Linked DNA regions of Homo sapiens: region 2 is linked to region 1. A link is an interaction called in ENCODE POLR2A ChIA-PET data of the cell type or tissue named here. Cell type or tissue: MCF 10A. All regions are shown on one strand. Each heading gives the region's core, and the rest is flanking DNA. Links, peaks and the distances in the headings are about the cores only. Region 1 has its middle 20 kb from the start of FOS. Region 2 has its middle 26 kb from the start of TMED10.

Region 1 (10,018 bases), core at 991-8,990:
AGCTGGGATTATAGGCATGTGCCACCACACCCAGCTAATTTTGTGTTTTTAGTAGAGATGGGGTTTCTCCATGTTGGTCAGGCTGTTTTCAAACTCCTGACCTCTGGTGATCCGCCCGCCTTGGCCTCCCAAAGTGCTGGGATTACAGGCATGAGCTACTGCGCTTGGTCCAGAATTTTCTTTTCTTTTCTTTTCTTTTTTTTAACAAACAAGGTATTGCTCTGTCTCCCAGTCTGGAGTGTAGTAGCATGATCATAACTCACTGCAGTCTAGGCCTCCTTGGCTCAAGTGGTCCGCCTGCCTCAGCCTCCCAAAGTGCTAGAATTATAGGTATGAGCCACTGTGCCTGGACAGATTTTGTTTTAGAAGCAGGAGTTAAGTGTCCATGAGTAGTAGGAACTCAGGTAATCCAGCCCAAATGGACTTGATCAACCATCCCCTGATCCCGGATCTCAGCGTGATGGGAGTCTAGGAAACCTGCCCTTTGACCTGAATCTGGATGACGTTAGTAATACAGGAATAGGTGAAATGCCAGCCACACCTGGCTGGCCCATGAAAAGGAAATACTTCCCACGCTTTGCTTTTGCACACCAAGGGCCCCCAGGTAAAGGCATCCAGGGTGCAAGCCGCCTGCTTTAATGCCCGGGTGTGGCTGCAGGAACAACCCAGTACAAACTGGAGTGAACCTGTTGCCCTCTTCCTTCCCTGCTGCCAAGCCAAACAGAACACAGGGAACACAAATAGAATCATCACAGTAAACCAGCTGTTGGAGCCAGACACTGGGAGAACCCACTCCCTGGCACTGCCACCCCATTCACGGGTCCAGACATGATGAAGTGCTCTGAGGGCTGAGGAAGGTGTGGCCCGTGGGCATTCCTGTCCAGCAAGAACCCCTCTGGCTTGTCTGTATTCATTGCCACCCACATGGACCTCTCTATGGTTGCTTGCCAAAGCCGGGAGGGAGAAGGGTCTCCCCTTCCTCCAAGCCCAGGATCACCGGGAAATGCCCTTCCCACCTACTGGACTTGACTAATGCTGCTTGTCAAGAAGGGAACTCTTCAGACACATAAAAATCCTAAAGGTAGCTGAGGTTTGAAAGAATTCGTGCTGGACGTGCTTCCCTGCAGGGTCAGGCATTGGGGAGGAGGGAGAAGAGGAAGGAGGAGCTGGTTGTAAGTGACAGCTGCAGATAAATCTGTGTGGAGCTGTCCAGGGAGCTGTTGAACTCAGGTAGTGCCCTCCCTAGCCTGGGGCAGGTCAGAGTCTCCCCGAACCACCCAAACCTTTCTGCTGCGTGTGCTCTGGGGCATGTCTCTCTTTGCCTCCTTGGATCTTGAGCCAATGAGGAAATATAGGCTAGTCCCAGAAGGCAGGGATGAATTTGTGTTCTTTGTGGTGTCAGCACCTTTTCATGAAGCTCTAGCAGATCTCACAATCTTCCCTTCTTTAAAAAAAAAAAGAAAAAGAAAAAAGTTTGGAAAAGGGGGCTAGAGTCTCCCTATGGAAAAGAAAGCTCGTGGAATGATCCAAGTGGAGGTTTTCCATGCATTCCATGGCATCATTGGAGATGTCCTGGCTCTGTACTTACTTAACTACTTGAATCTCAGTTTCTTCCGTTGTAAAAGTGGGCACATGAAGACCTAGTTCTCATGGATATTAACAGGATAAAACGAGATAACACATAGAGTACTCTCAAGTACTCTACATAGTCCTAGCATATCAAAAGTATTAGATAAATCTTGCCTTTATTTTCTCCTTCTCATACACTGTGTCAGTGGCTTGCTGGGTCCTTGATTAGCCTGAAGGACTGAAAGAGAGACCTCAAGAGAGAGAATGGCAAAGTAAATACGACCATCTTATTCGAACTTAACTCTGCGTTTCAAGTAGGGAGATAAGAAGGACTGCTGTTCCACTTCTTTTCTAGATGACAAGATGGGTTATTTTTATTTTTTATTTTTGAGACAGTTTCGCTCTTGTTGCCCAGGCTGGAGTGCAACGGCATGATCTTGGCTCACCGCAACCTCTGCCTCCCGGGTTCAAGTGATTCTCCTGCCTCAGCCTCCCTAGTAGCTGGGATTACAGGCATGCGCCACCATGCTTGGCTAATTTTGTATTTTTAGTAGAGACGGGGTTTCACCATGTTGGTCAGGCTGGTCTCGAACTCCTGACCTCAGGTGATCCGCCTGCCTTAGCCTCCCAAAGTACTGGGATTACAGGCAAGAGCTACCATGCCAGGCCTAAAATGGGTTATTTCTGTGCCTAGAGGTAAATTGCATCAGTGCTTTCCCATCTGAAACAAAACACAAACCACTTCATTTCCATGTCAAAAACTGATTCAATCTAATCTACCCATAAATCAGGCTTTCTCATTAACCTGAATTTGAAGTTTCTCTCTTTTCCAGCTGCTTTTATGCTCTAGGTGGAGTTTAGAAAAGAGAAGTCTAGCTTAACCATTCGTTGACAGAAAAAAGTAGAAATTGTCATTTCTTCCCTGAAAATACCAGAATTAGTAAATTGCTACCTTGCCCATAATCCTGTAATAAGCAGAATCTGCATTATGGTTGGATATATAGCATGAATCTCAACTACTATCTGGGTTTTTGTTTTTATTTTTATTTATTTATTTATTTTTGAGACTGAGTCTCACTTTGTTGCCCAGGATGGAGTACAGTGGCGCAATCTCGGCTCACTGCAACCTCGGCCTCCCAGGTTCAAGTGATTCTCCTACCTCAGCCTCTTAAGTAGCTGGGATTACAGGTGTGCGCCACCACGCCCGGCTAAATTTTTTGTATTTTTAGTAGAGACGGGTTTTCACTATGTTGGCCAGGCTGGTCTCGAACTCCTGACCTTAGGTGATCCACCCGCCTCAGCCTCGCAAAGTGTTGGGATTACAGGCGTAAGCCACTGCGCCCGGCCAATATTTTTTTCTTTTTTCTTTTCTCCTTTTTTTTTTTTCTTTTTTTGAGTCAGAGTCTGTCGCCCAGCCTGGAGGGCAGTGGTGGGATCTTGGCTCACTGCAATCTCTGCCTTCCAGGCTCAAGCAATTCTCCTGCCTCAGCCTCCTGAGTAGCTGGGACTACAGGCCTGCACTACCACACCTGGCTAACTTTTGTATTTTTAGGAGACAGGGTTTCACCATGTTGGCCAGGCTGGTCTCGAACTCCTGGCTTCAAGTGATTCGCCTGCCTCCCAAAGTGATGGGATTACAGGCGTGAGCCACTGTGCCCGGCCAGGGTTTTTTTTTCCTGAAGGGCTGATCATGGCTTTGTTCCACTCACTGTGCCCTTCTTCCTCTGCTTGGAACTGGACAGAAGTTCCAATAAGCTACTGTCTTCTATTAAGTAAGGACCAGACATGAAAAACTTTATGGTGGGGATGAGTGGATGGGGCAAGGGTTTGGGGAGCAATGATCAACTGGGTAAAATCCTGGGGAGTGGCAATTGAGTGGGAAGGGAGTCAAGAAGTGTTTAGGGAAGGATGTCGGGGAAGTGAGTAATAGGTAGGTCAGAGGATGGAGCAAGGGAATGTTGAAAGGCAACGGATATGCTCTGTGGACAGGTGGCAAAATATCTGAATGGGGGCCCAGGGAGGGCTACTATGGAGTAACAGGGAAGGGACCCTGAGGTGCTGATTTCTCAGAGATAGACAATGGGATTGGATATGTGTTGGTGGAGGAATGCAGAAAGCCCAGGCCAACTCCGAATGCCATTCATTTACATGAAATCCCTCTTTATGCCTCCACCATCTGCAACAGACTATGTGCTCACCCAAATGGCTTGCTTTTAATTCCAGCAAATAATATCCCCTCTGCTTTCCCCCAAATACAAAAGACACCATTTAAATTCAGCCAGGATGGAAGATCATGATATTTGGAGAAAATTCAAAGTCTGGGCCGCTCAGCTGTGCCTTATCATTCAAAAGTTACATTTTGTTCAGGTTGGCTGGCTTCACATGGTCATCTCAACTTTTCACTCCTGTTTCTTTCTTCTTTTTTTTTGAGACAGAGTCTCGCTCTGTCGCCCAGGCTGGAGTGTGCAGTGGCGCGATCTTGACTCACTGCAACCTCCGCCTCCTGGTTTCAAGCGATCCTCCTGCCTCACCCTCCCGAGTAGCTGGGATTACAGGCGCCCGCCACCAAGCCTGGCTAATTTTTATTTTTATTTTTTATTTTTTAATTAGAGAGGAGGTTTCGCCATGTTGCCCAGGCTGGTCTTGAACTCCTGACTTCAGGTGATCCACCTGCCTCAGCTGCCCAAAGTGCTGGGATTATAGGCCTGAGCCACCCTGCCTGGCCCTCTCCTCTGTTTCTTGACCTGGTTTTGTTTACAATTTGTTGCTGCAATCTTCCTATAACTGTTTCCAGAGTTGTGTGACGAAAAGGGAGGCTGGCACGCAGAGAGATTTCTCACACTCTGTTGGCTTGTGCAGTTGAGACAAAATTAAGCAATGTAGAAATTTAAGCTTCAGTTTTTAATGACCTAGGTTTTTCCAGGCCTTCCCATTTTGGAGTATCACAGTACTCAGGGATTTCTGAGTTTTCTCTCCCTTCCAGAGGAACTATTCTTGAATGGGATTATTAAGCACCCCTTCCTCAATTCTTCAACAAAGCTCCGAGGAATGAATGTCTCAAGTTCTGCTGCTTTTAAAGTATAAAAGATAAATTCAAAGTTCCTTATGCTTCTCCTTTCTGGGAGAATTCTGGGTTTTACTCCAACAGTGGGAAAGTTTTCTAAGCTGGTTTTGCTCCTGTCTCATGGGCAAGGCAGTTTGGTCGGTGGCTGTTCTGTGGGCTGCTGTCTGGAGGAGACGGTCGGTGGAGACGGTCGGTCGGGGAGGTCACCCTGACAATTATGGCCAACTGACGGTGGAGGGAGTGGTCTCGGTTTGGCCCTCAGTCTGGAGTCACAGTCTGGATTCACAGGCAGCGCAGAGAGATGTTGGCTCAGGACCTGAGGCTGAGGCGTGCTGGGACAGCCTAGGGGGTGTCCTGGCTTTCCAGGGGCTGGGGAACCCTCTCTGGCCCGGGGGCGGGAGAAGCTGTTCCAGAATCGGTTCTGGCTCCACTGCCACCTCAGCACTTTCTAATTGCAGCTCCAAACAGCCGCAGCTGCAGTCATAGCAACAGGCCCCGCCCACCGGGCTTCGCTCCTGGCGTCCAGCACGTGACGGCGACGCCTGCGTCGCTCCCTCAGCCCCTGGCGCTAAGGGAGGCGGGGAAGTGTGGGGGGATGACGTTTACTCTGTCGTCTCCATGGATATAATGCATAGACGTCAACGTCGCCAGTGTTTGGTGTGTAACGTTCTTCCGTCTCCATGGGAACGTCAGGCGGCCAAACACCGGGCCCCAGCAACAGGCTTCTGATTGGCCCGAGGCTTCCAAAGGCGGAGCTTCGTCTCCCGCGCCCGCTCGACTGTGTTGCTGTTTTGGTTGTTGTCTCCCACTTGTTTATTTCTCTAACAGATCCTGGAGGCTGAGGTCTAGATCGGTCGCCAAGGATGGGATCCAGGAGAAAACGTGCTGAACGTGCAGCTTGCTCCTACCGATTACAGCCCAGCAGATGACATAGTTCCACTGTGCTCTAGTCCATTGTGGGAATTATGGCCCTCATGCCCGGCGTCTGTCACAACCCAATATTTGGTGTTATAACCCCTGCTCCCACCCCCCAGCACATCTCAGAAGTGCCGTTACCCTCTCAGTCACATCCCAGAAACTGTGTTGCCTTCACGGTTACTCTTGTTTATGCTTGAGAGCACTCGGAGGCCTTTCCATATCTAAAGCCTGCATTCAGTGCTACCCCCTGCAGGATTTGGATACATTTCCCCGTCTGGTCCTAATTCTGTTGAATGACATCATTTATCCGTATTCCCACCCAGAGATGGGCAGATTTCTTGTAACCTGAATAGATACCAAAGAATCCCAAAGGACCTGGGTGGGTACTTCTATTTATGGGCTCATTGGATCTTATTCTTTCCTCTCCGCCTGTTTTAATTCAAATCGGGGGGACCATTTGATTTCTCCAATAGAAACAGAAAGAAATTGAAGACAGAGATGAACACAGATCAAGAGCCCAGGTTTCTTGATATCTAATACTAATATACTGATGGAGTTAAACATTCCAAGGTACGAATGTGTCCAGAAACAGTTTTAACCTTACCCTGGGTTTCCATCAGTGAAACCAAGTTAACATCTGGCAAAAGATAGCGATCTAGCCTCAGGGGTTTCAGTCAAGTTGCGCTTAAAAGAATGCCTTAAAATCTGTAGTTATGGTGTCAAATATAATAAATCTTCACCAGCTCATGCACGTACAAGTCTGAAATGTTTCATAAAAGGTTTAGATGACCTGATAACATGTTTCTAAAACCCAGAGAGAAAGAGAGAGACTGATACAAACGTCAAGTTAAAAACAAGAAAGTAAAATTAGTTTCATAGATTGGGGTTGATAAGGGGAATCTCTGTCCTCTATGCTCTAATCTTAGCCCACTACCTCCTTTCCTCTATCTCCTCTGGTGGATATGCTTGCTATCTGTCCTCCCCTCCGACTCTTTGGCTAGCCTTATAGCCTATAATTTCCTTCAGAGATGTAGTGAAATTAAATGAAATTAAGAGCCTGCTTAATGCAAACAGGACCAAAGGGCACAGCTCTTTATCGTAATGAACTTCATTCTGATTAAGTCAGGGACTGCAAGTGCTTACTATTTACCCAGTAAATATATTAAATTGCTAGGCTAGTCTCCCTTCTGTCCTGACACTGCCAGGGAATATTTGAAAGTCGGATATAAGATCCATTTTAGACCATCAAACATCCCTTCTAATTCTATCATCTCTCTTTATGTTTCCAGGAATATAGCATGTCTTGGTCTCTGAGAGCCAATATATCTGGGTTACACTGAAAGAGGAATAACGAGATAATATTTACACTGTACATTGAAGATGACCTGAAAAGCTGGAAGAGGTGACTGAGGGCATTTTCTCAGTGTGGATGAAGAAGAGGGGAGGAAGGTGAAAGATGACAGAATATCTAAGTGCCTAGATTTGATTCTAGCATATGAACCCATTTTATGATTCTGTCCAAGGGCATCAGTTATAACCTCCAAATTTCCATGTCCTTCTCCATCTCCCAGTCTTAGAATTTTTTTTTTTTTTTTTTTTTGAGACAGAGTCTTGCTCTGTCACCCAGGCTGGAGTGTAGTGGCAGGATCTTGGCTCACTGCAACTTCCACCTCTCAGGTTCAAGTGATTCTCCTGCCTCAGCCTCCCAAGTGGCTGGGAATACAGGCGCCTGCCACAACGTCTGGCTAATTTTTGTATTTTTAGTAGAGACAGGGTTTTGCCGTATTGGCCAAGCTAGTCTTGAACTCCTGACCTCAAGTGATCTGCCCACCTTGGCCTCCCAAAGTGCTGCTGGGATTACAGGCGTGAGCCACCGCGCCTGGCCAGTTCTTTCTTTTTTTTCTTTCTCTCTCCTTTCCCTCCCTCCCTCCTTCCTTCCTTCCTTCCTTCCTTCCTTCCTTCCTTCCTTCCTTCCTTCCTTCCTTCCTTTCAATGGAATCTCGCTCTGTCACCCAGGCTGGAGTGCAATGGCGCAATCTCGGCTCACTACAACCTCCGTCTCCCAGGTTCAAGCAATTCTCCTGCCTCAGCCTCCCGAGTAGCTGGGATTACAGGTGCACACTGCCACGCCCGGCTAATTTTTTGTATTTTTAGTAGAGACGGGGTTTCACCGTGTTCCCCGGGCTGGTCTTGAACTCATGAGCTCAGGCAATCCACCTGCCTCAGCCTCCCAAAGTGCTAGGATTACAGACGTGAGCCACCACAGCCGGCCAGGCCAGTTCTTTCTTTTTGTTTGACCCAAACATGGTCATGGGCCATGATGTGGGACCCAGCGAATTTTTAGTCTAGGAAATACCAAATAGATATCGTTTTGATTGTATCGTGAGAAGCAGTTTGTTTCATATATGCTTGCATGCGCACACACATGCATATTCTTTTGCTGCCTTGTGTTTCGGCTGAGCCTCTCTGTTTAGATGACCAGATTCAACATAAGGACCATGATGTCCTTCTATGTTGCTGACTTCCTTAAACCACAAGATGATTAATTTCCCCAACCTATTTCCTCATCTATAAAATGGGGTCTGGACAACTCACTGACCCCACACGTTTGCTTTGACCCAAGAGGATTGCAATGATACAGTGATTATTAGTTGGTGGTGTGGAAATACTAAATGCTGCATAAATGCTTGATTATTATTTGTGGGTATATTTTCCCTCAACACCTCTCCATCTTAGTGCTGAGTGAAGCCTCCACTTGCCAGGTTTCCCTGGCAAAGAAGAGGCCTTGGCCCAGGCCAGGATGTGTAGGAGCTGTGACCTACCTGGCCTTTCAAGGCCCAGGTTCACACTATCCTCCTTCACATCTCAGCCATGATAGAATTCACTCTTCCACTCATGCTGGCTAACATGGTGAAACCCCATTTCTACTAAAAATACAAAAAATTAGCCAGGTGTGGTGGCACATGCCTATAATCCCAGCTACTTGGGAGGCTGAGGCAGGAGAATTGCTTGAACCCCGGAGGTGGAGGTTGCAGTGAGCCAAGATTGCACCATTGCACTCCAGCTTGGGCAACAAGAGCGAAATTCCTTCTAAAAAAAAAAAGGAGATGTTGCTACCTGGCCTCCTTACCTCTCGGGACTGTTAGGAGGGTCATACTAGGTCATGCTTGTGGAAGGGCTTCAAAAACCGTAAGTCAGAGGGTATTTTAAAGTTTAAAAATATTCTGCAAGATGAGGTGGTCTGTAAATGGAGCAGTGTCAAGGTCAAGTGTCAAGAGATGTAATTCATAGAGAGACTGGATAAATGCCCATCTATGTGATTTGATATGCCCTATGCCAAGGAATGCTCCCTCACTGTCCCTAAAATTCCATCATCAGCAATATATTTCTTTGGATTAAGCATTTGCCATTCCCTTTGGGTCCTACTCTTAAAAGACAAATTCTCTTGTGAGCAGTAGGCTCCTGAAATTTAATGTAAATTACATTACCAGACATGTTCCTCCCCGACAGGTGAGATGGCACCAGACAGGTGCACTGGGCTCTTGGGTAGGTCTGAGAAATGAGATGCTGGAATCCTAGAGATTATTCATTTTAGTCAAAGTCAACCTTCATGGTGTACCAGTTGCTGACACAGGACCCTCGGAACCCACCCAGCAGACCCGTAGTTCCACTCACAGATGAGGGGGGAAATGCTTCTCCCCATCCTCACCTAAAACCTCCGAAGACACCACTGCAGTCATCCAGAGACTCCCATATACTATAGGGGCAAGCAAAGTTTTTTTTACAAGTTTGGGAATTGACATGGGTTGCCAACTTTGAATTTTACCGAACAACAATTACTACTTATTATCACTATCATTTCATAAATGAGAAGACATTTTAACACTAAAAAAGTCAAAAGGACATTATCTGGCTGGGTACGGTGGTACACACCTGCAATCCCAGCACTTTGGGAGGCTTAGGCAGGTGGATCATCTGAGGTCAGGAGTTCGAGACCAGCCTGGCCAACATGGAGAAACCCCACCTCTACTAAAAATACAAAAAGTAGCCGGGCGTGGTGGTGCACGCCTGTAATCCCAGCTACTTGGGAGACTGAGGCAGGAGAATCACTTGAAAGTGGGAGGAAGAGGTTGTAGTGAGTCAAGATCGCACCACTGCACTCCAGCCTGCAGCCTGCATGACAGAGCAAGGCTCTGTCTCAAAAAAAAAAAAAAAAAGGACATTATTTAAAACTGAAGGATAGTCCTTTTAAATCAAAGATATGTAGCTGTATGCAAATTCCCTGCTTTGTCTTTATTTTTCCTATTTACCTTGGACACTCCTGTTTCTTCTTCAGTATTTATGGGGTGGTGCTGACAGTGACAAAGAGCAGATAGAGAAATCAAGGAGAGGTAAAAATTTAACTCAAGAATTAATGTTCCTGATAAGATGACCACTTCTCACACGATGCTTCTTTGGGTCACCAGT
Region 2 (10,018 bases), core at 1,200-9,199, 56 kb before region 1:
TCAAAACAGGCAACCTAAATGGACCTTTTTTTTTTTTTTTTTTTTTTTTTAATGTGGTGACGGAGTCTTGCCCTGTCGCCCAGGCTGGAGTGCAGTGGCGTGATCTTGGCTCACTGCAACCTCTGCCTCCCAGGCTCAAGCAATTCTCCTGCCTCAGCCTCCCAAGTAGTCAGGACTACAGGCACACACCACCACGTCTGGCTAATTTTTGTATTTTTAGTAGAGACGGGGTTTCACCATGTTGGCCAGACTGGTCTCGAATTCCTGACCTCAGGTGATCCGCCCGCCTCGGCCTCCCAAAATGCTGGAATTATAGGCGTCAGCCACTGCGCCCTGCTAATGGACAACCTTTAAACCTACATGTTTGGCTATTTCTTAGTATTTTAGGGTTGCTTCGTGCTCTGGCCTGGGTTTGCAGGAAAAATGGGAGAGAAGAGGAGAAAAGGGCTGGAAGAGGCTTGGCCATGGTAGAAGGCATGGGTGGGTGTGAGGAGAAGGAAACAGAGTGATGGGCCAGCAAGGAGTCACAGGGTTTCGGGATCTGGGCTAGCGACCCTCCTGGCCTCCAATGGGCTAACACGGAAAAGAGGGATGCTGATACTCCTGGTGTTGGAGGAAGATTCTGGGGAAAGACACCAAGAGGAAGCACAGGGCAGCTACAGATGCATCCATGGACCGAGCATGAGCTTTGGTGTGAAGCCAACCTCGGTTTCCATGGGGCCTCAGCACTGACTAACTGTGTGACCTTGGTCAAGTTACTTTACCTCTTTGAACCTCAGTTCCCTAATCTCCAAGTGAGAATAACAACATCTGTTTCATAGCTCTTTTGCGAGGACTGTAAATTGTATAGCACAGAGCCTGCCAGAATGTAGGCGACCAAGTTCCCTTCCCCCTTCTCAAGCTTCCAGGAGTGCCCCAGAAATACAAGACTGGCTATATTTAGTGTCTGGCTCCCTCCCCCGACAACCCATGGTTAAATTAGAATGAAACTATTTATGCTAAAGTCTCTGAAGTTCTAAAATTCTCTGGCAATGTGAGTAGACTGGGTGGGAGAAGACAGCAGTTCACCTCCTGGGGACATGGCGGCTGCTGCTGTGAGGCTGTACTCTCTGAGCAGCACACGCCAGTCTTCCTGGGTACCAGCCTGGCAGACGGCCAGGCAGCGGGGCAGACGGCATGCCCAGAAGCCTGGCAGCTCCTCCCTTCCCCATTCATGTTCCCTGAGTCCGGGTTCCCTCAGTCCCCTTGGCCAAGGTTTGCCTTGGGTGATGGTAGGGGTGGAAGGAAAGGCTGGCCCCACAGGAGTGTGTGTGCAGGGAAGGTACCCCAGAGGCCGATTTCAGCCCATTCTAGGAAAGGATGTTGTAGTAACAAATGTTTCATGCTGGAAAGGTGTCTGAGGCAGCAGCCAGAGCTTGGGCCCTGAAGAATTTACCCAGATACTATGGTTTTCCACCTGGACGCCCATAAAATATCCCAAGAGTTTTGTAAAGATACTGTTAGCCTGGTCCCCATCTACAAGATTCTGATTCCATTGGTTCACAGTGGCTGGAATTTTGTTAACAGTGCCCTAGGTGCCTGCATTGTGCAGAGGTGGATGAGGACCAGTGTTCCCAAGGCATTCCCATGTCTCTGGACCAGAGCTCCTTCTATCTCCAAGTGTCTGCATGTCTGGTATGAAGTATGTGTTGTAATCACTTGAACTTGCTTCCATCCTGGCCCCTTGCCATTTACCCTTTGAAACACAGCAACCAGAATGAGGCCTTTAAACATAAACCGGCTGGGCATGGTGGCTCATGCCTGTAATCCCAGCACTTTGGGAGGCTGAGTCGGGCAGATCACTTGAGCCCAGGAGTTTGAGACCAGCCTGGCCAACATGATGAAACCCCATCTCTACTAAAAATACAAAAATTACACATGTGGTCCCAGCTACTCAGGAGGCTGAGATGGGAGAATCGCTTGAACCTGGGACGCAGAGGTTGCAGTAAGCCAAGATCGTGCCACTGCATTCCAGCCTGGGTGACAGAGCGAGACTCCAACTCAAACAAAACAAAACAAAACAAAACATAAATCAGATCCCATCCCTTTCCCACTTCAGTATCTCCAGTATGTCCCATTTCAATCCCAACTCCTCACCAGGGGCAGTAGGACGCTCTGGGATCTGGCTCTTCCCCTACCTTCCTCTCAGCCCTGACACCACTAGAATCTTCCTTTTTTGTTGTTGTTGTTGATTCGGGGTTTTGTTCTTGTCGTTCAGCCTGCAGTGCAGTGGCACGATCTCGGCTCACTGCAACCTCCACCTCCCAGGTTCAAGCAATCCTCCTGCTTCAGCCTCCCGAGTAGCTGGGATTACAGGCGCCTGCCACCACACCTGGCTAATGTTTTTTTGTTTGTTTGTTTGTTTTGTTTTGTTTTTGAGACACAGTCTCGCTCTGTTGCCCAGGCTGGAGTGCAGTGGTGCGATCTCCGCTCACTGTAAGCTCTGCCTTCCCGGTTCACGCCATTCTCCTGCCTCAACCTCCCAAGTAGCTGGGACTACAGGCACGCATCACCACATCTGGCTAATTTTTGTATTTTTAGTAGAGATGGGGTTTCACCACATTGGCCAGGCTGGTCTCGAACTCCTGACCTCGTGATCCACCCACCTCTGCCTCCCAAAGTGCTGGGATTACAGGTGTGAGCCACTGCACCCGGCAGATTTTTATATTTTTTAGTGAGATGGGGTTTCACCATGTTGGCCAGGCTGGTCTTGAACTCCTGACCTCAGGTGATCCACCTGCCTTGGCTTCCCAAAGTGCTGGGATTATAGATGTGAGTCACCGCACCCGGCCACCACTAGCACCTTCCTGTTCCTCACACTCACCAAGCTGGTCCTGCCCTAGAGCCTTTGCACTTGCTGTGCCCTGTGGTTGGTGCTCTTCCCCAGCCTAGTTCATGGCTGGCTCCTCCTCATCCTACAGGTCTCAGAGGTCCCCTCTTCAGAGAGCTTTCCCTCACCTGCCTAGTCCACGTGGCACTCCTTTCCCTTCCTGTCCCTCCCTATCATTATCACCTACAATACTCCCCACTAGGAAGCAAGTTCCATGAGAACAGGGAACTTGTCTAACTGGTTTGTCACAGTGCCTGGCACGGATGAATTCTTAATAACTAGTTGTTGAACAAATAAGTGGAAATGGACATAGCATGCTTATGTATTAAATTATGTGTTTTCATGTACACAGACATATAGGTATACCTGCAGATAATGTGATCAGAGGTCTGGGGTAGAAATGGACAGATGGTGCCAGAGAAGAGGGCACCAAAGGAGAAGGGAAAGGAATAATGATTGAGCCTCGACTCAGTGCCAGGCACTATTCTAGAGTTTTTTATACATTTAATCTTCACAACAACACATTGGGCACTGTAAACAAAATTCCAAGGATTCAAGCCACCATGGACCAAAGGAATCAGAATCTTGAGGATGGGGCCAGCATTATTGTCCTCATTCTATAGATTAAAAAAACTGAGACTTAGAGAGAGGAAATAACTTGCCCGAAGTTAATCTACCAACAAGTGCCAGAGCAGGATATAAACCCGAGTTTATTGGACTCCAACACAGTCTTGCTCATTGCATCATTCTTGAAGGAGAAATTACCTCACTCATTACCTCTCTCCATTATCAGGGAATAAAAAAACTCTGGTGAATGCGGCCCCAGATAGCAATGGCTAATTGGTGACTGGAGCTAATAACATTGGCCGAGCGAGCAGGGCAGATAAGGAAGGGAAAGAAAATCCACTAATAGCCTTGCCATCTATCTGGAAACAACCTTGTTTCTTAATTTTATTTGTGTTGTTACGAATTTGCACTCCTTTCCTTTTGCAGAATGTATACATATATTCCACTTGATTTAAATTCCCAGGATACAACAACCCAGAGGGATTTGGCCTCATTAAGAGTCAGTGGGCTAGTTTGTTTGGGCCCTCTATCTTAAACTTCCAAATCTAATTTCCAACCAAAGGAATAGGATATGCTCTTTTTAAAGTTATTTATTTATTTTTTTTTTGAGACGAAGTCTTGCTCTGTTGTCCAGGCTGGAATGCAGTGGCGTGATCTTGGCTCACTGCAACCTCTGCCTCCCAGGTTTAAGTGATTGTCTCACCTCAGCCTCCCAAGTAACTGGAATTACAGGCATGCACCACCACATCTGGCTAGTTTATATATTTTTAGTAGAGATGGGGTTTCACCATGTTGGCCAGGCTGGCCTCAAACTCCTGACCTCAGGAGTTCCATCCACCTCGGCCTCCCAAAGTGCTGGGATTACAGGTGTGATCCACCGTGCCTGGCCTAGAATATACTCTTTAGAATACTCTTTTTAAAATACCTCCAGAACTTAGTTTATATCCAGGTTGTCTGTAATCCTAGTCTCTGGAAAGTACTTCTGTTTTTTATGTTTATTTTTGCTTTTTTTTTTTTGGTATGTGTTAGCAGTACTGCCCTCACTATGCGCTCGTTGGACAGTAGCACAAACCCAAGAAAAGAATGATGATTTGGCAGTCATTTCTAAATAGCAGAACACCTTTTCTTATTTTAGAATATGTAGGGCCAGGCATGGGGCCTCACACCTATAATCCCAGCACTTTGGGAGGCTGAAGTGGGAGGATTGCTTGAGCCCAGGAGTTCAAGACCAGCCTGGGCAAGATGGCAAGACTACGCATCTCTACAATAAATAAATAAATACATAAATAAAATATCAGAGCTAGTTCTCAATTAAATCTGATCAAAACATAGCATGCCATCTAGCACAGGACCTCAAGGCCTTATAGACATGAGTTATATATCCTCCTTGCTTATAAAATGCAGACTGTCTAATTGCTGGCTCACAGAAGATCACATAGGGGCTTAAAGCTTAGTTAGGGCAGAGCCGTCATGTGAGACATAAACAGAATGGGGAGAATCTGTAATATAGGGTGAGAACTTTGTAAGCTTCATGCTATGGACAATGGAGAAGTATATCAGGGCTCTGCAGTTTCAGGAGATAAGAACGAATTCTGAGTTAACAGGAAAAAAAAAGCCATCTGAAGGAAGGATATTGGGGAGTTTATAGAATTGAAGGAAAATCTGACCAGGCAAGAGGGGATCTCCTGGGGATTAACTCATGATTCAACTTCAAACTTCCCATCCCTGAATCTCTGTTCAAAATTCAAATGCCCAGGTGAGTCTGAATGGCTTAGCTTAGGTCATGTGCCCCCTTCATGGGACCTGGGATTGGCTGACCTCCAGAATTCTGCACAACAGAGAAAAGGAGACAAATTCCAAAGGAACAGATGCTGGCCAGACAGACGAGACATGTCTGCTCTAGTAGCCACTGGACATTGCTTTCTCTTTTTCCTTTGTTTTTCTTTTTTTTCTTTTTTAAATGGAGTTTTTTTTTTTTTTTTTGAGACGGAGTCTCGCTCTGTCACCCAGGCTGGAGTGCAGTGGCGTGATCTCGGCTCACTGCAAGCTCCACCTCCCAGGTTCACACCATTCTCCTGCCTCAGCCTCCCAAGTAGCTGGGACTACAGGTGCCCGCCACCACGCCCGGCTAATTTTTTCATATTTTTAGTAGAGACGGGGTTTCACCATGTTAGCCAGGATGATCTCGATCTCCTGATCTCGTGATCCGCCCGCCTTGGCCTCCCAAAGTGCTGGGATTACAGGTGTGAGCCACCGCGCCCGGCCAAAAAAAAAAAAGAAAAAAAAAGAGAGGGCCAGCCGTGGTGGCTCATGCCTGTAATCCCAGCATTTTGGGAGGCTGAGGGGGGCAGATCACTTGAGGTCAAGAGTTCGAAACCAGCTGGGCCAACATGGTGAAACCCCGTCTCTACTAAAAATACAAAAATTAGCTGGGCCTGGTAGCACGTGCCTGCAGTCCTAGCTACTTGGGAAGCTGAGACAGGAGAATCACTTGAACCTGGGAGGTGGAAGTCACAGTGAGCTGAGACCACGTCATTGCACTCCAGTCTGGGTGACAAGAGCAAAACTCCGTCTAAAAAAAAAAAAGAAAGAAAGAGAGAGAGAGAGACAGAGACAGAGAGAGGCAGGAGATGTGTTAGAAAGCTATTAGATGTCAACCATTGTGGAAGGAATGAACCAGGCTGGGCTGGCGGAGAATGGAACGAAGTAACCAGATATGAGGCACAAGGGCTCAAAAAGTAGTTTGTAAACTCGATTGAGCCATCTGGGGCAGTTGGGACCCCAGGAGTTCATCTCCAGCCTACACCAGAATCCTCTCTGGGAAGTGACTGGGAATCTACAATTTTAAAACACACAGCCATCCTCCATAGAAGACACTGGTCTGTGTAGATGGGCATTTGGAAACCATTGATCTATTAGACCGTTTTTTCTAAATGTCCTCTAGTCCAGTGTCTCATCTTATCTCTTTGCTCTTGCAGTTAAGCATTATCAAAGCTTAGCTTTTGAGTACTTGCAATTTGTACTCATTACATTTAGAGTCATATATCTGCAAGATCTCTTCTGAGGTCTTTGGAATGAAAACAAGGACAGAGAGGTATGTTGGCTCCTAACCGTCGCCTTATTTTGTTAGTGTGTCTGGGGCTTGTGGCTTTTGACAGGGACTCGAGAGATGACTTTGTCAGCTTTTCCTTTCACTATAGTAAGTCTCCATAACAAACACACCCAAGTCTGGTATTTCTGAACTTATGGCTCTGTACTGAATACATGCTGTTCCTGGAGCCAGGCTCATTTTGCAGTTTCTCCTCCCAACTCCACCCTTTGGTCCTGCTGATGGGCTCATTCAGCCTTGGCATGTGATAAACCTCAGGTTCTGGGAGTTTTCTCTAGGACACTGAAGAACAGTATTGACTTTTCAGTAATTGCTGGAGTTTAAAAGGAATGGTGATCTTTGGGAGTGGGAGTGTGGTACAGGTGGGCGAATAGGACTTACGGTGCCAACTGGCTTCTCCCCATTCCTATAGTGAGGGGACTCATAAGAATGAATAACTAGGAAAGGGTTTGCCAAACTTCAGTTGTTTGAATACCATCCTCATGATTTTTGCCAAATCTTCATGTTATCCATCTGCTATTTATTTTATACTTTTCATTAATTAACATATTTTCGCTGGCATAGTCACTACCTATGCTAGCCTTGCTGTAAACAATCATATTCTTGAAGTTGCTGATTCATGAAATCGGGTCTGGTATGCTACCTATAAATTTTTTTCTAGTACACATTAAAATAAATATACACTTATTGAAATTGTGTAAATGTTCACTCATGTGCTAAAATCCTCCTGTGTGCCACTAGAGGTATACGTATCACAGTTGGGGAGCATTAGCTTAGGAATGTCCATGAGCTAAGAGGCCAGTGATTCCAGACCCCCTAATTCATTGTAGTTTTGGTGCCAAATGTAAGATTTTTTTGAGTCTATTTATTGAAAAGTTACCCTTTTGTATATATCCTCTTATTGCAGAAGTCAAGGTTCAAAGCAAGAAACAGAAGCTACCCAAGGTATTTTAAGCAAGAAGGAAATTAATAATTTTTTTTTTTTGAGGTGGAGTCTTGCTCTGTCATCCAGGCTGGAGTACCAGTGGCATGATCTCGGCTTACTGCAACCTCCTCTTCCCAGGTTCAAGCGATTCTCCTGCCTCAACCTTTGGAGTAGCTGGGATTACAGGTGCCTGCCACCATGCCCAGCTAATTTTTGTATTTTCAGTACAGACGGGGTTTCACTATGTTGGTGAGGCTGGTCTTGAACTCCTGACCTCAGGTGATCCATCTGCTTTGGCCTCCCAAAGTGTTGGGATTACAGGCATGAGCCACCAAACCCGGCAGAAAATTAATAATTTTATTTTATCAGAAGGTTGGGAACTGAGCTCCCTCTTGGACTGAGTACCCAAGCACCCCAGAACTGACCTCCCAGGGGACCTGTAACTCCTTCATAATCAGGAGGCTGCTAATGGGATGGCTCAGTTTAAGGTTTCACCACCACCACAGCTGTAATCCAGGGATTAGGTATCACCTCCACCTCCTCTGCCACAAGTTCCAGTAGATAGTCATGGATCTGGAAATTACACACTGGACTGCTGCTGTGGATCCCCACATCTCCTTGACATTGCTTGCAGCAGAACGTGGCCAAAGCAGGAAGAAAGGGGCCCATGACTCAACTTCCTTTTGCCTTTCAAATCTCTCATGAGTGCATCAGATTTAATGAGGCCTACTCGCATCATCCAGAACTCTAACTTGAGGGAGTCTGAGTTTGTAGCTGGAGAGCATTTTTAACATAAGAAAGTCCAGTATGCTGGGCGTGGTGGCTCACCCCTGTAATCCCAGCTGCTTGGGAGGCTGAGGCAGGAGAATTGCTTGAACCCAGGAGGCAGAGGTTGCAATGAGCTGAGGTCATGCTACTGTACTCCAGCCTGGGTGACAGAGTGAGACCACCATGTCTCAAAAAAAAAAAAAAAAAAAAGAAAGAAAAAGAAAAAAGAAAGAAAAGAAAAGAAAGGTGAGAATGGATGCTGAGAGCCAATTAGTCATATTCATCAAATTGCCTATTAGTGGCAGCTCTGCTGCTGATTCTCAGTGAACTAAGAAATCACTAAGCCAAAGGCAGGAAAAAAAGACCACAGAAACCCACCATTAATGCAGGTTCTTATGTTACCAAATAGTCGCTCTTATGTGAATTGGGGGAGTATGCATGTGTGTATGTGTGTAAAACCAGGTTTTGTGTAATCTGAAGGTACACACTTACAAACATACAGGTTAAGTCAATAAAAGTGACCTTGCTAGCACAAACTGACATGCCACACCAAAACCTCAATGGCTCCTCATTGCCTGGGGGAAGTAATAGCCTTGTATACTATACCTTTTACAAGTTCGCCGTTAGTTAACCTCTCATCCCTTAACACCTGGCATATTCTATGACAGCCCTCCATTCTGGTTAAAGAGCTCTAGTGATTGGTTAAGAAACAGCCAAACAGTCCCCCCTTCCTGCCTTCCTGGTTAATAGGGTTCTGCCTGGAAAGCCTTGTCCTCTTCCTGTTGACTAACTTGAGTCTCAGTCTTCCTTCAAGGCCAGTTCTGTGCATTTTCCTCACTTCCTAAAGCAGGCCTTGTTCTCCCACTCTCTTCTGTCTGTATTGGTAAAAAAAACTCCTAGCTGGGCACAGTGGCTCATGTCTGTAATCCCAGCACTTTGGCAGGCCAAGGTGGGAGAATCACTTGAGCCCAGGAGTTAGAGACCAGCCTGGGCAACATAGTGAGAACTTGTCTCTACAAAAAATAAAAAAATTAGCCGGGCACAGAGGCATGTTCCTGTAATTCCAGCTACTTGGGAGGCTGAGGCAGGAGAATCTCTTGAACCCGGGAGGCAGAGATTGTAGTGAGCTGAGATCGGGCCACTGCACTCCAGCCTGGGCAGCAGAGAGAGACTGTGTCTCAAAAATAATAACAATAATAATAAAGCCCAGTAAAGGCTGAGTGCAGTGGCTCACACCTGTAATCCCAGCACTTTGGGAGGCCAAGGTGGGAGGATTGCTTGTGGAGTTTGAGACCAGCCTGGGGAACATAGCAAGACCCCATCTACTTGGGAGGCTGAGGTGGGAGGATCACTTGAGCCCAGGGGGTTGAAGCTGCAGGGAGCAGAATGGCGCCATTGCACTCCAGCCCGGGTGACAGAGCAAGACCCTGTTTCAAAAACAAGAACAAAACCAAAAAAATCCTCTTTTTCTCAGTTGGGATCTGGTTTCCACCCTCCTAGTCACCCTTTCAGGGCTTTGCTTCCCTGTAACCTGCTTGGGGAGGTGCTCCTCCCACCCCCATGTTCCTGTGTTACTGGGTACTTCCATTCATTCATTCCTTCCATAACAGGTGAAGGTGGAAGAAGGAAACCACCTTCACCTTCATTCCCATTGCAAGATGAAGGTGTGGGAGGAAGGTGGTCTTGATTTAAGGAATTAATCTGGTAGATCCTTACAGGCAGTGACAGGCAAAGCCTTAGCCAAATCATCGGAAGTGGAAACATTCTGCTGCGGAGGTGG

The links. Peaks named below come from ENCODE experiments on the same cell type or tissue, not always from the same donor. Only the 100,000 strongest peaks of a DNase experiment are listed, where the experiment ranks them.
Region 2: POLR2A ChIA-PET joins it to region 1 with 13 read pairs; 6 of 35 experiments call an interaction of 5 or more read pairs at or near these places.

What each region holds. Positions count from the first base shown.
Region 1 is chr14:75,253,917-75,263,934 of GRCh38, forward strand. No RefSeq gene overlaps it. Among named protein-coding and RNA genes, the nearest start is that of FOS, 20 kb to the right of the region's middle. RefSeq lists enhancers at 30-1,229, 2,964-3,133, 3,028-3,527, 3,805-6,379, 4,227-5,205 and 1 more. In MCF 10A, for the core only: no CTCF peak of the experiment used is centred there; DNase peaks (open chromatin) are centred at 1,215, 3,475, 4,385 and 5,225.
Region 2 is chr14:75,197,646-75,207,663 of GRCh38, forward strand. It overlaps the pseudogene RNU4ATAC14P. Among named protein-coding and RNA genes, the nearest start is that of TMED10, 26 kb to the left of the region's middle. In MCF 10A, for the core only: no CTCF peak of the experiment used is centred there; a DNase peak (open chromatin) is centred at 1,716.